2 separate regions of the Homo sapiens genome follow, and region 1 is linked to region 2. Evidence: read pairs that join two places in POLR2A ChIA-PET (ENCODE). Cell type or tissue: Panc1. All regions are shown on one strand.

Region 1 (4,000 bases), 340 kb after region 2:
CGGGGCAGGAAGGCGCGCGCGGCGCAGCAGCCTCGCCCGTCGCGGAGAGTGGGCTCTGCCCGCCGTCCCCCGGGGGCTGCTTCCCGCCCCAGGCCTCCGCGGAGGACACGTGTCAGCACGTTCCCGCGGTTGTCATTCCATTGTCATAGCCCTTCCCCTAGGCCGGGAACCCCTCCCCCCCACCAGCCCCAGTTCCTTTATCCCTGGGCCCAACCTCCCCGCCGACCCGCGGTCCAGGCCTCGGTCTCTCTCTTCGGCGGCGAGCCGCGGCCCAGACCCCGGCAGAGGACACTTGTCGGCACGTTCTCACCCCTGTCATCTCAGCCCCCTGCCTAGCTCCACCCCAGGCTTGGGAACCCGGCCCCTGACGGCCCATTGTCCGCGGGCCCAGCCCCCGCGCTGAACGCACGCTCGCCCTTGCCCCTAACCAGCGCGTCTACCCCGGCAACGCGCAGTGACCTGGGATGCAGCCCTCAGGCTGGGCGGCCGCCAGGGAGGCGGCGGGCCGCGACATGCTGGCCGCCGACCTCCGGTGCAGCCTCTTCGCCTCGGCCCTGCAGAGCTACAAGCGCGACTCGGTGCTGCGGCCCTTCCCCGCGTCCTACGCCCGCGGCGACTGTAAGGACTTTGAAGCCCTGGTGAGTGTGCTTTGTCCTGGCGCTGCCCACTGCGTCCTGGACCAAGTGCCCTGTGGAACCACAGGTAGAGGCAGTTCCATCCGCATTAGTAAACATGACAGCCGCCAGACTTTCCATTCCCAGCTTGGTCTTGCCTTGCCTTGGGGAAGGTTTCCATGAGCTAAGAACACTGCTAACACCCTCATGTCAACGCTCACTCCCAAGGCACTTGGTGGCTGCTTCTCTCCTGTCAATGACAAATGACTCCGAGGACTGAAGTGAGGAATAGTTGCATAGTCCTCCACAGATTTTCTAGCCTGGCCAGGAATAGGGTTGATGTGAATCAGCTGTTTTGCTTAGCTAGAAAGTTATCCATCCTTTTGCAAATAATTAGACACCAAAAAGTCACCAAAGCCGCCCAGACATTGGTCTTCAGATGAGGTGATCTATGGGCAGTACTTTTATAAACTGTAACATCCAGTACATATGTAAGCTGTTATTTCTCTGATTCACCAGGCACTTTTTTTGCAGAGTTCACCTCTGGGTCAGCATTCAAGATATCAGTTATCCTTATAATCCAAATGTTTGGAATTGCCTAGAAAAATATAACTTACCAAAATCGATTCAATAAAAAGCAGAAAATTGAAATCGCCAATAGCTGATATTCATTAAAGACACTGAACTCCATGTATCTTTGGGACCTGTCAAGTGTGGCAGTCTCCCTTCCTTGCCATGGAAGAGCATATTCTTGTTTACCAGCAAAGCTGTCACCATTTAATTGGTATCAGATTCTGACTTGCACAAGTAACATTCTTCACTGTTAAAAACTTGGAGGGGCCAGGCTCGGTGGCTCATGCTTGTAATCCCAGCACTTTGGGAGGCCAAGGCGGGCAGATTACCTGAGGTTGGGAGTTCAAGACCAACCTGACCAACATGGAGAAATCCCGTCTCTATTAAAAATACAAAAAGTTAGCCGGGCGTGGTGGCGCATGCCTGTAATCCCAGCTACTCTGGAAGCTGAGACAGGAGAATCGCTTGAACCCGGGAGGCGGACGTTGTGGTGAGCCGAGATTGCGCCATTGCAGTCCAGCCTGGGCAACAAGAATGAAACTCCATTAAAAAAAAAAAAAAAACCTGGAGGGTGCCAGGTTATTGGGCGAACTTTTCTAGACTATTGTAGAAAAAGAAGAAAAAGGCTGAGTGGCTCATGCCTGTAATCCCAAGGACTTTGGGAAGGCAAGGCAAGAGGATCGTTTGAGACCAGCCTAGGCAAAAAAGATTTCTTTAAATTAGCTGAGTGTGGTGATGCACGCCTGTAGTCCCAGCTACTTGGGAGGCTGAGGCGGGAGGATGGCTTGAGTCCAAGAGGTCGAGGCTGCAATGAGCTGTAATCACACCACTGCCCTCCAGCCTGGGCAACACAGCAAGTCTCTCTCTCAAAAAAAAAAAAAAAAAAAAAAAAGACGTTGGATTAGTAGTCAAGGATTTTCCCTCAAAGAAAACTCTGGACGTAGCTGGTGTCATTGGTGAGTTGTAGCAATCACTGAGGGAATAAGTAATTCCCAGTTTTACACAGAGTATTAAAAAAGAGGCTAGCATAACCTTGACCCTAAATCTGATAAGGGTGATACAAAAAAAGAAAATTATAGGCCGAGTGCGGTGGCTCACACCTGTAATCCCAGCACTTTGGGAGGCTGAGGCGGGTGGATCACGAGGTCAGGAGTTCAAGACCAGCCTGGACAATATGGTAAAACCCTGTCTCACCATTATGGTGGTGCATGCTGGTAATCCCAGCTACTCAGGAGGCTGAGGCAGGAGAATTGCTTGAACTGGGACCTGGGAGGCAGAGGTAGCAGTGAGCCGAGATCGCCCCACTGCACTCCAGCCTGGGCAACAGAGCAAGACTGTCTCAAAAAAAAAAAAAAAAAAAAAAAAAGAGGAAAGAAAATTATAGGCCAATGTCATGAGTATGAATGCAAAAATTATCTTCAAGGTATTAGGATCTTAAAGCTAGCAATGTATAAAAAAGGGTAATTCCTTATGACCAGGTTGGGTTCATCCCAGGAATGCAAAATTAGTTCAATATTAGGCAATCAGTTAATGGCACGAACCACATTGATAGATTAAAGGAGGTATTTAGAATCAACACGTGTTTAGCGTTATCTCTGATGAAATCATCAGTGTTTGGTTCCTCCTTTGCTATCATTCCTAGGAGGTTGAGGGACAAAGGCTGAGCCTCTTGGCCCAACCTGGTCCTGGTAGCCCACCTAATGATGTGTCGAGGGCATCTCAAGTGGTGACCACAGTGCACAGGCGTTTCAGGGTACCGGAAGTGGGAGGTTGGAGAAAGAGGCAAATTGACTGACTTCCCTCGAGATTTGTTCTTGCAGGTTCAGATACTCAATTTTCTGAGTGTGGTGTATCAGGACCTTGGGTACGAAACTTCATTCAGTTTTGGCAACAGATACTTATGGAGTGTTTGCTATGGGACAGGTGCTAAGGATACAGGATTAACCCGTGGAGAGGTTAACAGTGTTAACCTCTCATACTAGGTAAGCGCCGTACAACATGGAAGCCCAGAGCAAGGACACCCCCTAGCTCTCAGCTTTGGGCCAGGCTCAGGGAACACCATCTAGGGGTGGAGGCTGATGCCTTGCCAAGTCCCAAGGCAGAACTTCAAGAGCAGAGAAGAGGGAAAGAGTATTCCAGGAGGAGTAGCAGGATGGTCAGCCAGGAGGTGTGAGCTTACAGAGAAGGACAAGACTGTGATTTAGTGTGACTGTTGTGGGGAACAGGAAGAGATGAGGCCAGCCTATGGAGCATGCAAGGCTACACATGCCCTGCTAAGTTGTGGAGATTTTTATCCTTGGGCAGGGGAGGGTATAGAGGTGAGATCCAGAAAGACACCTGTGGTGGCAGGGTGAGAGAGGGACCTGTTTGGGAGGAGTGTTTGGGGTCAGAGGGATCAAACTCACAATGCAGCTTTTTTTAAAAAAAAAAATTGAGATGGGGTCTCACAACGTTGTCCAGACTGGTCTTGAACTCCTGGGCGCAAGCAATTCTCCCACCTCAGCCTTCCAAAGTGCTGGGATTACAGGCTTGAGCCACTGCACTTGGCCACAGTGCAGCTTTAATTTTTACCAAGAAACATATCTCTAAGTGGACTAGAATCTGGAACTTATTTTCTTTCTGCTGGAAGGTCTTGGCGAATGCAATCAGGTTTGTTTGGTGAATATGGGATACATGCAAAGGGGCTTGTGGAGTTGTTTTGATCATGCTTTTTAAAATTTATTTTTAATTATGCAGGTAATGTTTGAATATATTCTCATTATAAAAAATTCAAATGATACCAGTAAAGTAAAAGTGCCCCTGATAGATCTCAC
Region 2 (4,000 bases):
AATTTCATATTGAATCCCATCATATGCACTAGGAGAAAATATTACTGGGTTGTATGAATGCATGTAAAATCTCAACTACAAGCTTACACATATCCATGAAAACAACAAACTGTTAAACTAGATGTGATCAGATGTTTGAGTTTTTCTGTTAATATTTGTTTATTTCTCATGCATTCATTTTGTCATCTGCTGGCACCCACTAGCAGGTGAACATTGAAAGCTTTTTTTTTTTAATATTGTGGTTAGGTTTTAGTTTTGTTTTGAGACAGAGTCTTGCTCTGTTGCCCAGGCCGGAGTGCAGTGGCATGATGTCAGCTCACTGCAACCTCCGCCTGCTGGGTTCCAGCAATTCTCCTGCCTCAGCCTCCCGAGAAACTGCAATTACAGATGCGTGCCACCACGCCTGGCAAATTTTTGTATTTTTAGTAGAGATGAGGATTCACCATGTTGGCCAGGCTGATCTTGAACTCCTGACCTCAAGTGATCCACCCACCTCGGCCTCCCAAAGTGCTGGGATTACAGGCGTGAGCCACCGCACCTGGCCAAAAGATTAAGAAAATTTTATGAAGAGAAACCCTAAAATTGAGCATTCAACTCTTACCATCTTTTCCTGACAATTAGAGGGAAACTGATTATTATTCAAAGAGTCGAAGAAGGGAACCCCTCAGCCCAGGCTACAGTGGGCCCTTTGGCAGCACAGTGAGTTCCCTGGAGTCTAGTGTAGGCAGGACCCACAGAGGCAGGGGGGGTTCTCGGCGGCTGCTTCCTGCACACAGCCCCTTGCCTCCAAAGCAGGTAGCTGGCTCTATAGGTCACTGATAGAAGCCCTTAGGATAAATGCCAACCCTGATAAGAAAAGGGAGGACCAGCCCCTAAACAGGCAGCAGGTTTGTCTGCTTGAGGTCTTGTTGATTGGTTTAATTTTTAAAATCCTGCCAGGGACCAGGCGTGGTGGTGGCTCACACCTGTAATCCCAGCACTTTGGGAGGTCAAGGTGAGAGGATTGCTTGAAGCCAGGAGTTTGAGACCAGCCTGAGTAACATAGTGAGACACACCTCCATATCCTCCCCCTCCCCACCTTCTCTACAAAAAGTTTTTTAAATTAGCTGGGTGTGGTGGCATGCACATGTAGTCCCAACTACTCAGGAGGCTGAGGAGGGAGACTGCCTGAGTCTGGGAGGTCAAGGCTGTAGTGAGTCGTGCTTGAGCCACTGCACTCCAGCCTGGGTGACAGGGCAATACCTCATCTCAAAAATAAATAAAAAAGTCCTTCCAGGATGAAAATAGCCCCCAGTGCATTTAGGAGAGAATAGCAGACTTTTCCCCAGGAGTATTCTCGAGGGAAGAGTGTGGGTACGGAGCTTCCAAAGGAGCCCCAACTAGGCTCTTTTCTCTGCTTTGCATCCCTTTTTGCCATTGGCTTTCCACAGGACTGTCTTGCTAATCATACACCTCATGTAGATGGCTGGTGCTTCCTGGCTAATCTAGTCAAGTATAAAGAAGGGCCCCTGCTGTCCTTCAAATACCAATAATGCTTTTCAGCCAGCCTAGCGCCTCTGCTTTGCTGTCTGTTGGCTTTCTGTGACTATGCATGGTCAAGGCAGGTCAGAGATTTATCATTTTTGGCCAGAACAAATACACTGAGAGCTTCAAAACCAAGTATACTTGAAAACTAAGTTTCAGAGAGACAGCCTGTGTTCAGAGTTAGACTGTGTTGATAACTATGCAAACATTTACCATTTCCTTACTGGGGTCATAAAAGGCATCCTCAAACCAATATATGTCAATCTGACGATGTTGTCCAAAATATTTTTAGCTTTGAATTTTTTTCAGCCAGTATCAAAAGTGAGACTCTAAAATACTTACTATATGTCTATGTCAAATACTAAGTCCTTTATTTTTTTCTGGAAATATTCTTAAGTAAATTCTGATTAGAATCACTCCTAAAACACCATTATCCTGATTCTAGATACTCAGGGCAGAATAAACGGTAAAGTGAAAGATGCTCCAGCTCAGAAACTCAACAGCTATCAGGTGGGTGAATATCCAGTAATAAAATGGATTGTTCTCCGCTGATTGTATGTTTCCAAGTTGCTCAGGAAGAAGAATACCTGCAAGTATGTTGCTCTTACTAAAATACCACGTGGCCATTCCAATTAGTTTATTTATTATCTGTAGCTGCTTTCACACTACAAGGACAGAGTTCAGTAGCTTTGACAGAGACTATATGGTTTGCAAATCCTAAAATATTTACTGTCTGGCCCTTTACCGAAAAAGTTTGCCAACTTCTACATAGCTCATCCATTCACTTTACAGACGAGCAACCTAAGTCCTGTTTGAAAAGCAAAGTGGCTTTGTAGCACTTTGCACAGGGTTCACTTCATTGCAGTTAATTTTCTCTAGGCTTGTCCCTTCTACTGGATACAATCTTTTTATTTCCCACAGTGGCTTTCATTTAACTTAATAATAATGGTTTGTTGTATTGCATTGACTTGCCCAGGGAAACAGGAATAGTCAGCAATGGAACCTGGCTTAAAACCCAGATATCGTGATTCATGATCAATGGTAAGGATCACCAAGTAGCTGTGTAACTTTGGCTGAGTAATTATCCTCTCTGAGCTTCAGTTTCCTCACCTGCAAGATGAAGGTAATCCATTCCTTGTATGGTTTTATGAGAAATGTTAAGACAATGTATGTATGGAATAGGCTCTCCGTAAGCATGGATTCTCAACCCCTGACTCCTTTGTCTCACTAAACTAGAGTTCTGGAACTTTTAGGATTACCTGAGGAAACTGAACTAAATACTTATGGAACTTCTTCTAAGAACAAGACACTGGGCTTGGCCCTTTAGGAGGCACAAAAATTATTTCCCCATTTAGTGGCAGTGATAAGCCTGATGTGACCAGACTTATGATCTGGTTAAAGGGAAATAAGCATCCTTGAAGGGGTGATGACATTTAAAAAATGCTAAAGGGGCCAGGTGTGGTGGTTCATGACTGTAACTTCAGCAGTTTGGGAAGCTGAGGCGGGAGGATCACTTAAGACCAGGAGTTTGAGACCAGCCTGGGCAACATGGTGAGGTCCCCATCTCTACAAAATATTAAAAATTAGCTGGGCATGGTAGCACATGCCTACAGTCCCAGCTACTAGGGAGGCTGAGGTGGGGATTGCTTGAGCCCAGGAGTTCTAGGCTGCAGTGAGCTATGAGTGCACCAGTGCACTCCAGCCTGGGCAACAGAACAAGACCCTGTCTCTTTAAAAAAATTCATACTGGATCTATTTCAACAAATAAGAACAGAGATGTAATCATCACTGTGCTTACTAGTTGGCAAGGAGTTGCTACTAAAGCCCTTGAAGAGTCCCTTCAGTAGGTTATGTATTCTCTTTTGAAATGATGATTATGCTTCATTTGTCCTGCAAGCTTTGCTTTGATGGTCAGAGTTTGTAGAGTCTAAATAAAAGCAGAATTACTATGAGGGACTAGGAAGCAAGTCAGAGGCACTTTGGAAACTGCTGGCCTGTTGTACACCAAAGCATTAGGCATTTTCTTCAGAGGAGAATACCAGGACTTCATGGCCACCCCTGAGAACTTAGCAAGGCCTGCCCTAAGACCTGCATTAGGAGGGAGGTTCCTGTTTCCTTGTATTAAATTCTGTAATGCTCTAAGCCTCTCTTTCTTTTTGAAGCCTTTGGCTTCATGGAGGACAGTCTGGTGGGAAATAGCACTGAATGGGGAGTTAGGAGACTGGGTTCCTGTTCCAGTTCTGATACCTGCTGGCTATATGACCCTGGGCAGGATATTTCCTTTTTTGGATCATCTGCAAATGACACAATAGAAGCTCAGTTGACCAGATCAGACAAATAACCATTGCATTGGGTCCTGACAGAACTGAACTCACTTGGACACAGACATTATCATAGAATGTTAGAGTTAGACAGGACCTTTCAGTGATTAGTTGGACTCTGTCATTTCTCCTAGAGAGGGCAAAGGACCTGTCTA

What was found. ChIA-PET counts read pairs that join two places held together with the same protein. Peaks named below come from ENCODE experiments on the same cell type or tissue, not always from the same donor. Only the 100,000 strongest peaks of a DNase experiment are listed, where the experiment ranks them.
Region 1: POLR2A ChIA-PET joins it to region 2 with 23 read pairs; 2 of 35 experiments call an interaction of 5 or more read pairs at or near these places.

The regions. Positions count from the first base shown.
Region 1 is chr15:65,282,891-65,286,890 of GRCh38, reverse strand. PARP16 (poly(ADP-ribose) polymerase family member 16) reads left to right here and starts at 8. Exons shown (of 6, transcript NM_001316943.2): 1 at 8-638. The coding sequence starts at 465. SNORA24B (small nucleolar RNA, H/ACA box 24B) reads left to right here and starts at 1,300; the gene lies at 1,300-1,430. RefSeq lists a silencer at 1-323. In Panc1, no CTCF peak of the experiment used is centred here; no DNase peak of the experiment used is centred here; H3K4me3 peaks cover 1,271 bases; H3K27ac peaks cover 1,111 bases.
Region 2 is chr15:65,627,233-65,631,232 of GRCh38, reverse strand. The region is part of intron 2 of SLC24A1 (solute carrier family 24 member 1); the gene reads right to left. Among named protein-coding and RNA genes, the nearest start is that of SLC24A1, 7.3 kb to the right of the region's middle. In Panc1, no CTCF peak of the experiment used is centred here; no DNase peak of the experiment used is centred here.